Regions from separate parts of the Homo sapiens genome. Here regions 2 and 3 are each linked to region 1. Evidence: read pairs that join two places in POLR2A ChIA-PET (ENCODE). Cell type or tissue: OCI-LY7. All regions are shown on one strand.

Region 1 (2,500 bases):
TGTAAGTGTTTTACAGGAATAAGTCCTAGGTGGTACTGAGAGACGTACTCATTTACAGATAATCTGCATGGATAGTTAATTGTGGAAAACAGAATTAGTATCAAAATCATTTTGGTATGTTGGAAAGGGGATCGGGGGGAAAAAAGGCAGAATGGAAAACCCAGAAATGATAAACTATAACATTAATCTAAAATAATTTACATAAACTCAAAATAGGGACCATCTGTCCACAGATTTGATAGAGACAAGTGAACGCTGACAGTATAGAGCCATTGACAAATGTTAGTCTGAAAATGGCATGCTTGTAGACCCCATTAATATAGAAATTGCAGCCAAAGCTTTCTATAGTAATCAAGAATATTCCCGGACCCAAAAACTGCATGGACAACTTACCACTAACTTGGATCTAGCCTCCTAGAAATCCTGTTTGTGCATCCCAAAGTCTATTTTAGAAAAATATTTCTATGTTATATCTTTGGTACCATATCAATTTCCTCTCTATTTTTTCTTATATTCCTAGTCACCTTTTCCCACCCTTCCAAGCAGTATTAAACTGGGGTAAGGAAAGTGAAATAGAAGCTGCTGGTTTCTGCAAAGTTATGAGGCCTCATATGCCATTGTAAAACATTTGTAAAACATTTACATCTCTCTGGTTGACTCAGAACCACTCATTGAAGAAGAAACTTCGATGTTTATAGAGGACAATTTTCTAGTAAGTGTGAACACACCTCATAGTCTGTGCCACAAGCTATATACCATTTCTTTTTTCATTTACTATTTTGACTATTTGAATAGGACCCCAAAGCACCCTGGTGGGCTGAGAACCCTTTCCCAACCCACCGTATTTTGCAGAACAGCATGATTTGGTGTAAAAGCTTGCACTCTGAAGTCAGGCAAGCCTGGAATCTCTTTCTGATTTTTAACACCTCCTCTCGGGGCCTTAGCTTTTTCATCTGTTAAATGGAGATAGTGAGAACCTCTTTCTCAGGGTTCTTATGGATAGTAAATTAAATGAGACAATATCTGTAATGCAAAAATTAACTGAAATACTAGATGTTATAAAATGATGGTGCTAGTACATATTTTAACTCCTTTCCTTTAAAATACCTTGGGATACCACCAACTTGAGCACCTTGGGTCAGTCTCGCTGGCCTGATTGGGCAGTGACAATTACCCCGGGGCCTTGGTCAGTAACCTTAACACTCAAGACGTTGTTATTTTCTCTGTTGTGTCATTACTGACGGGCTGGTTGGAGCCTTCTAAGAATGCTCTCTATAGCACTAACCCCTATAAAACAGTTAGACCTGTTTAACTTGGTGATGAGAGTTCAGAGAAGAACCACAGAGATCAAAGGGCAAAAGAGTAAAAGCTAAGAGAAAAAACTAAAGCCAGTGGACTGACTGAGCCAGGACGGTTGAGAGCTGGTTGCTGATAAGAGCCTTCACATTCTACTGGGCTATTACTATGTAAAGTAAAGCCACTCAACCGTTTTCACTTTGGCACTGAAAAATATTCAATCTGCCAAGGTGCACCTGGGGACCCACACCCTGCTGATTAAAATTGGCATGGGAGGAGCAGGTCTTTAAAGAGACTACACTTGAATTTCATCAAGAAGCTAAAAATAGGATAGAGGAGCAATATAGAAGACAGGAAAACATTAAATTAGGAGTCTAACAGTAGTTGTTGCTGTTTGAAACCAGCCTAAGTTGTGAGGGAAATTTGATTTTCAGAGGAATTAGAAATCACTGGTTGACATTCACAGTTTAGCAGCTACAATTTTCACTAGTCTTAAGCAACTGCAGTAGAAACTGGAGTAATTGGTATCTTTGCTGAGGCATGATCAGGAGTTCTGCAGATGGGTGCTCAGGATCGAGTTAGTAAGCAGACATCTAAAAACAGCCTGAATGTTTTCCTTTAATCACTGAAAACAGCAACTTGAAAAAAAGGCAAAAAGCATTATTTTTGTGAAAAATCCCCCACATCTAGAGGAAAAAAAGTTGAATTTTGGTGCCTGTGATGAGAATAATTTAAAAATGATAGTTCTGATACAGAAAATGGAAGTTTACAACAAATTAAATATCGAAAGGTAAAATTGTTAGTGTGTGTGCGAGGGAGAGAGGTAGTTCTGCAGGGAAGCAAGGAACAGAGAGTGAAATCATTCAAGTGAGAGATAAAGCTTTAGGGATGGTTCATCAGGTGGTGATTGTATGTCTCTGTACAGAAAACACCAGACACTTGAGGAAAATGAAATGCATTTAGACCACTTTGTCAATGTCAAGTATCTGCAGCGAGGGTGAGGCCAGTGTTCAGTTCTTCCGCTTCACAGTGGAGGAAATGAGGATAAACCCAACCCTTGAATTCTGTTTGAAGAAAACAAAGAATTGTTGAATAGCAATGAGTCTCTGAAGTTTTGGAATAATCATCTCTGGAGATCTTTACAAACAGGCTAGAGTCTTATTTGCCACTCAATAGTTAATTCAAACTTTAAGCCTGAGGAACA
Region 2 (2,500 bases), 120 kb before region 1:
GCTACTTTTGGGATAAGGAAACAATACCAGGATGTTCTTCACAGAAACTGAAAAGAGACAGGAAGCTCTCAAAGCCCACCAGGAACAAAATGAGAAGAACAAGTCTGTCCTTTTTCCTCCAAATTTGCAGATTTCCTCTATCTAGCCTATCTTGCACGGCCTACCTTGGAGCTACTTTGCAAAGCAAAAATGTGGTCTGCAGAATCCCCAGATCCAGTATCATGAAGCAGAGTGTAGAAGGGTGGTTTGGTGGCTAAACTTAATAACTGGCCCAGGAGGTGACTTGGCTGCATGTTTCTCATCATCCAGCCAACTAGCTAGGAGTCTTCAAGTTCTAAGAGCAGCATGCGGGCAAGCCTCAATGTATGAGCAGTTTTGAAGTCTCTGCTCACATTCATTTACTTTTGTCATATTCACCAAAGTCATATAACTAAGACCAGAGTTAGTATGGAAGAACATCAATACAAGTAGGCAAGAACACAGAGACCGTCACTGAAATCAATCCACCACAGTGTTCCTGCTGATTGAGAATATTCATGGCCCTCCCACATGCAAAATAGAATCAGCTCTTCCCAGGACCCCACAAATTCTTATCCAATTTTGGCATCAGTGCCAAAGACCACGATATTGTGATATATAATCATTTTCAGAGGCAGCTTCTATGATATGACTTCTTTTGATTCAGAGATTTTTTTTGAAATGTCACTTGTCTCTGACAACACACACACACACACACACACACACACACACACACACACACACAGAGACATGCAATGTAACAGTGGTGAGACAGGGACAGACCACAGAAGACACTCCCATTAACAAACAGCAGGGAGAAACGAAGGCAAATATGGCAGTCAATAATCCATACAGTAAGGTCACCTATTTCACCCTTCAATAGCATTATAATTTTCTCAGTAAAAACATACATGAAAAAATAAATGAACCAGGATATTGGAGGATACCAGAATGGAATGCAGGCTGGGGCAAATGGAATTGATCGTTTCTAGTCTCTGTGTTCTTTATTTCTGCTTTGATCTTTATTTTTTTTTCTTCTGGTAGATTTATGCTTAGTTCTGCTTTTACTACTTCTGTGAAGTGTAATTTTAGGTTGTTTATTTGATTCTTCTTTTATGATGTAGACATTTAATGCTATAAACTTTCCTCTTAGGACTACTTTTGCCGCATCCCATTAAGTTTTTGTATGTTACGTTTTTATTTTCTTTTGTCTGTAGATATATTTAAATTTCCCTTTTTAATTTCCTTCTTGACACAGTAGTTCTTCAGGAGCATATTGTTTAATGTTTCAAAGATTTATTAAGTTTCTTTTTATTCTCCTGTTACTGATATCTAGTTGATATTTGATGTAATTTTGATCTTACATTGTTAAGACCTCTTTTGTGGCCTAACATACGATCTGTTCTGGAGAATGTTCTTTGTGCACTTGAGAAGAATGTGTATCCTGTTACTGTTGGATAGAACATTGTGTAATTGTCTGATAAATATGCTTTATCTTATGTGTAGTTCAATTCCAGTGTTTATTTATTTTCTATCTGGATGACCTGTCTCTTGTTCAATAATAGGGGATATTGAAATTTTGTTGCAGTCTATGTATCCTTTCAGTTTTTTTAAATGTTTGCTTTATATATTTAGATGCTTTGATGTTGTGTGCATATATACTGTGTGAGTATTAAAAATAATTACAAATGTCATCTATTGTATGGCTAACATATTTTCCAAATTTTTCTAGAGGAAACTTATGAGTACTCTTCACCCTATGTGACTGCACCTTCAAAAGCAATTTATAGAACATATAGGGCTGGTCCAAGCTTTTCTAAAGACATCCACCTTCCTTTACTGAATCAACTCCCTTCAGGTAATTTTTAATATTTTTAGTGTACAGTGTGATTTTTAAAATAAAGCTATAACTAAATGTAAATAACCAAGTTGTAATAGCTTTAGTCATATAACAGTTTGGCAAAATATAAATGAAAGTAAATTGTGAGTTAAGTGCACCTAACATTTGTTCATTCTTAGCAATGAGTAGTTGTCCCTGGCATTTCTCTTCCTCTTCTCCATTATGACTAAATTGGAGCTCCATTTCTGTTCTCCACCTTCTTGTCTTGTTGACTACTGCAGATTTTGTGGATGACTGAGATAAACTCATTTTATAACCTCTTTCTTATATTTATGTATCCCTCTTTTATGCAACCCCAGGGAGAGCATACAATAGAAAGACAACATAAGGATAGGTGAGAAGAAAAATAAATCATATGTTTAGTTTTTCCCTTCCCTTCATTATCATCTACCTAGGCTTTTAACTCCATTAATATCTAAGAACTAAGATTCGATTCTTATCTGTCACTCCAGAGGCATCATTATATAATTATCACCCTGGTACATTTTCTACAGTTAATTGAGTTTGAATTTTTTTTATTTTTTTATAAACGGAGTCTTGCTCTGTCGCCCAGGCTGGAGTGCAGTGGCATGATCTTGGCTC
Region 3 (2,500 bases), 260 kb before region 1:
TATCCATCTCAGGACAATAATAGGCCAATAATTGTCTCACAAAAGATGGGTACCTCTCATCTGCTGCTGGCCATTTATGGGCACCTCTGATCTGTTGTAGTCCCAGTCAGTAGGCAGAAGTATTGCCGAGATCTGTAACTGAAGCAACAAATGGAAATCAGAGAGGTACAAGGGCAGCCAGGGTGGCCAGTAGAAGGATTTCCAGGGTATCATGCTGGTCAAGGCCCCATTCAAAGGTAGTGGTCTTTATGGTAACCTGATAGAGGATGCTGTCTGATCTCTGTGGCTTGAATGTGAGCATGGCAGCAGATGAATGGTCCCATTTATTGCTCACATTATTTTTACTTTTCGAGTCAGAGCTGGCCAAAAGCATCGACAATCATCATCTCTGGAATGGAGCACCATAGCCTTTACAGATTACACCATAGCCTTTACGGATTACACCCAGGAATTTCACTTGGGTTTTAGGTCCTTGTGCCTTTTCCAATGATAATGGCACAGTACATGCTGCACGTGGGTGAACAGAGCATCTGGTTCCTTTTGGGTAGTGTCCTTGTCTGAGCTCACTAGGATGATTTCATAAACAGTTCAGAAAGTTAATGCTTCTTCCAGGAGTGGAACTTTGTCCAGGTCATAACCTATGCATTGATACAGATAGTTGGGGAATTTTGGAAGCCTTGTGGAAAGATATTAGTGGTTTATTGTAACCTATCCTACATAATTCTAACTAATCCTGATCATCCTCTTGGAGAGGAATGCTGAAAGGACATTTGCTATGTCAATTGGTACATACCAAGTTCCTTCATCCTGGACAACAGCCTCTGTAACTGTCACAATGTCAGGTTACCATTGGTGCCAAAGGTAGCACTTATGCTTTTTAGAACCCTTATCAGTACAGAGTTTAGGCACCTGAGGTCTTTCACATAGGCCAGATGAGTCTATTGAATACAGAAATAGTGTACAGATAGTTGGGTTCTTAAAGCTTGGCAATGAGGGAAATTATTCCCTTTTTTATCCCCAGAGTGTTAATACTGGTTTTGGTAGACATTGGTACTACGTGCCAGTAGTTTGGTAGGTCATGATCTTCCACATATCCCACGAAATACCTGGACTGCAGCAAATCCCATCAGGAGGTGGGTGTAAATGCTAGTGTTGGTTCATATAGAAAATGTATTTAACTAGTAATATATTCAGTAGTAGAGGCCATGACAATAGGGGTTTATAGTGGCCCAAAGGGATCTACCCCATAGTTGGTTTAGAAAGAGGTCCTGTTTGTGGTGACCTCAGATTAAAAACTAGAAAGAATTATTTGTTTCCTCCTCGTCCTCATGTCAGGGATTGTGAGGATCACAGTAATTTGTTGACCAGTATCCAAAAGGCCCAAGAAATGTCATTTTTTCCCACCCCCACTTCAAACTTTGTCCTAGGTGTAGGTCCTCAGTTCCCCACTGGGGACCTAGGGACCTTGTACTAACCCCTAGTCATGCTTATTTGTGAAAGATGAGAGATCTGGGTAAAAGTAGGAAGGGTCTGTATGTTAGATCCCACAATGTATCACTCTAAATTTCATAAGATTACTTCCTTCATCAAGGAAGCAAACTACTCAAGTCTCAAGATTCACTGAGAGGGTTAGAGAAAATAGCACTCATACTGTTCATAGTGGACATCACCATATGGACCTTAGTGCCTGGTGGGACCACCATGGCTCACTATCTATTGGGGGGCCCATCAATCCTACTCCTTTGAGACCCTGTTGTTTGGTGACCAATCTCATAGATCTCCTCTAGAAGGCCATTGCCTGGATTGAGCAGCAGAGGGCACATGATTGCCATTTTTTTGCCACTCTTTCCATTGGCCAGTGTTTGCTATCTGGGCAGCAGCCACGTTTTCCATGCTCAAGATTTGCCAGTTAATATCTGGACTATATCTGATTGACATGACCTTAGGAGGAGGTTTGATAACCAGCAGAATTGAAATAACTGAATCTAGAAATCTGAGTCTGGTCAACAATCTTATCATCTGTTCTTTTCACTCTCACTGTGCAACCAAGGGACTATCAGCGTGGCTGGCCAGGATACTGTAAGAAGCCCTTTGTTGGTTCTCTAATTTGAACCACTGTGGGAGTTTGGTTAGAAAACTGGGGGCTATATTCCCAGGCAAGATGGCCAAATAGGAACAGCTCCAGTCTGCAGCTCCCAGTGATACCAATGCAGAAGGTGGGTGGTTTCTGCATTTCTAACTGAGGTACTCGGTTCGTCTCATTGGGACTGGTTAGAAAGTGGGTGCAGCTCAAGGAGGGCGAGCAGAAGCAGGGTGGGGCATTGCCTCACCCAGGAAGTGCAAGGGGTCAGGGAACTCCTTCCCCTAGCCAAGGGAAGCCGTGAGGGACTGTGCCATGAGGGACAGTGCCATCTGGCCCAGATACTATGCTTTTCCCACAGTCTTCGCATCACGCAGACCAGGAGATTCCTTTGGGTGCCTACACCACCAGGGCCCTAGG

The links. ChIA-PET counts read pairs that join two places held together with the same protein. Peaks named below come from ENCODE experiments on the same cell type or tissue, not always from the same donor. Only the 100,000 strongest peaks of a DNase experiment are listed, where the experiment ranks them.
Region 2: POLR2A ChIA-PET joins it to region 1 with 5 read pairs; 2 of 35 experiments call an interaction of 5 or more read pairs at or near these places.
Region 3: POLR2A ChIA-PET joins it to region 1 with 7 read pairs; 3 of 35 experiments call an interaction of 5 or more read pairs at or near these places.

What each region holds. Positions count from the first base shown.
Region 1 is chr10:32,970,409-32,972,908 of GRCh38, forward strand. No RefSeq gene overlaps it. Among named protein-coding and RNA genes, the nearest start is that of ITGB1-DT, 11 kb to the right of the region's middle. In OCI-LY7, no CTCF peak of the experiment used is centred here; DNase peaks (open chromatin) are centred at 1,503 and 2,273; H3K4me3 peaks cover 2,500 bases; H3K27ac peaks cover 2,500 bases.
Region 2 is chr10:32,850,057-32,852,556 of GRCh38, forward strand. It overlaps CCDC7 (coiled-coil domain containing 7), which reads left to right. Exons shown (of 44, transcript NM_001395015.1): 41 at 1,751-1,876. Among named protein-coding and RNA genes, the nearest start is that of SNORA86, 50 kb to the right of the region's middle. In OCI-LY7, no CTCF peak of the experiment used is centred here; no DNase peak of the experiment used is centred here.
Region 3 is chr10:32,711,952-32,714,451 of GRCh38, forward strand. The region is part of intron 26 of CCDC7 (coiled-coil domain containing 7); the gene reads left to right. Among named protein-coding and RNA genes, the nearest start is that of SNORA86, 190 kb to the right of the region's middle. In OCI-LY7, CTCF peaks have their summits at 1,836 (motif pointing right) and 2,035; no DNase peak of the experiment used is centred here.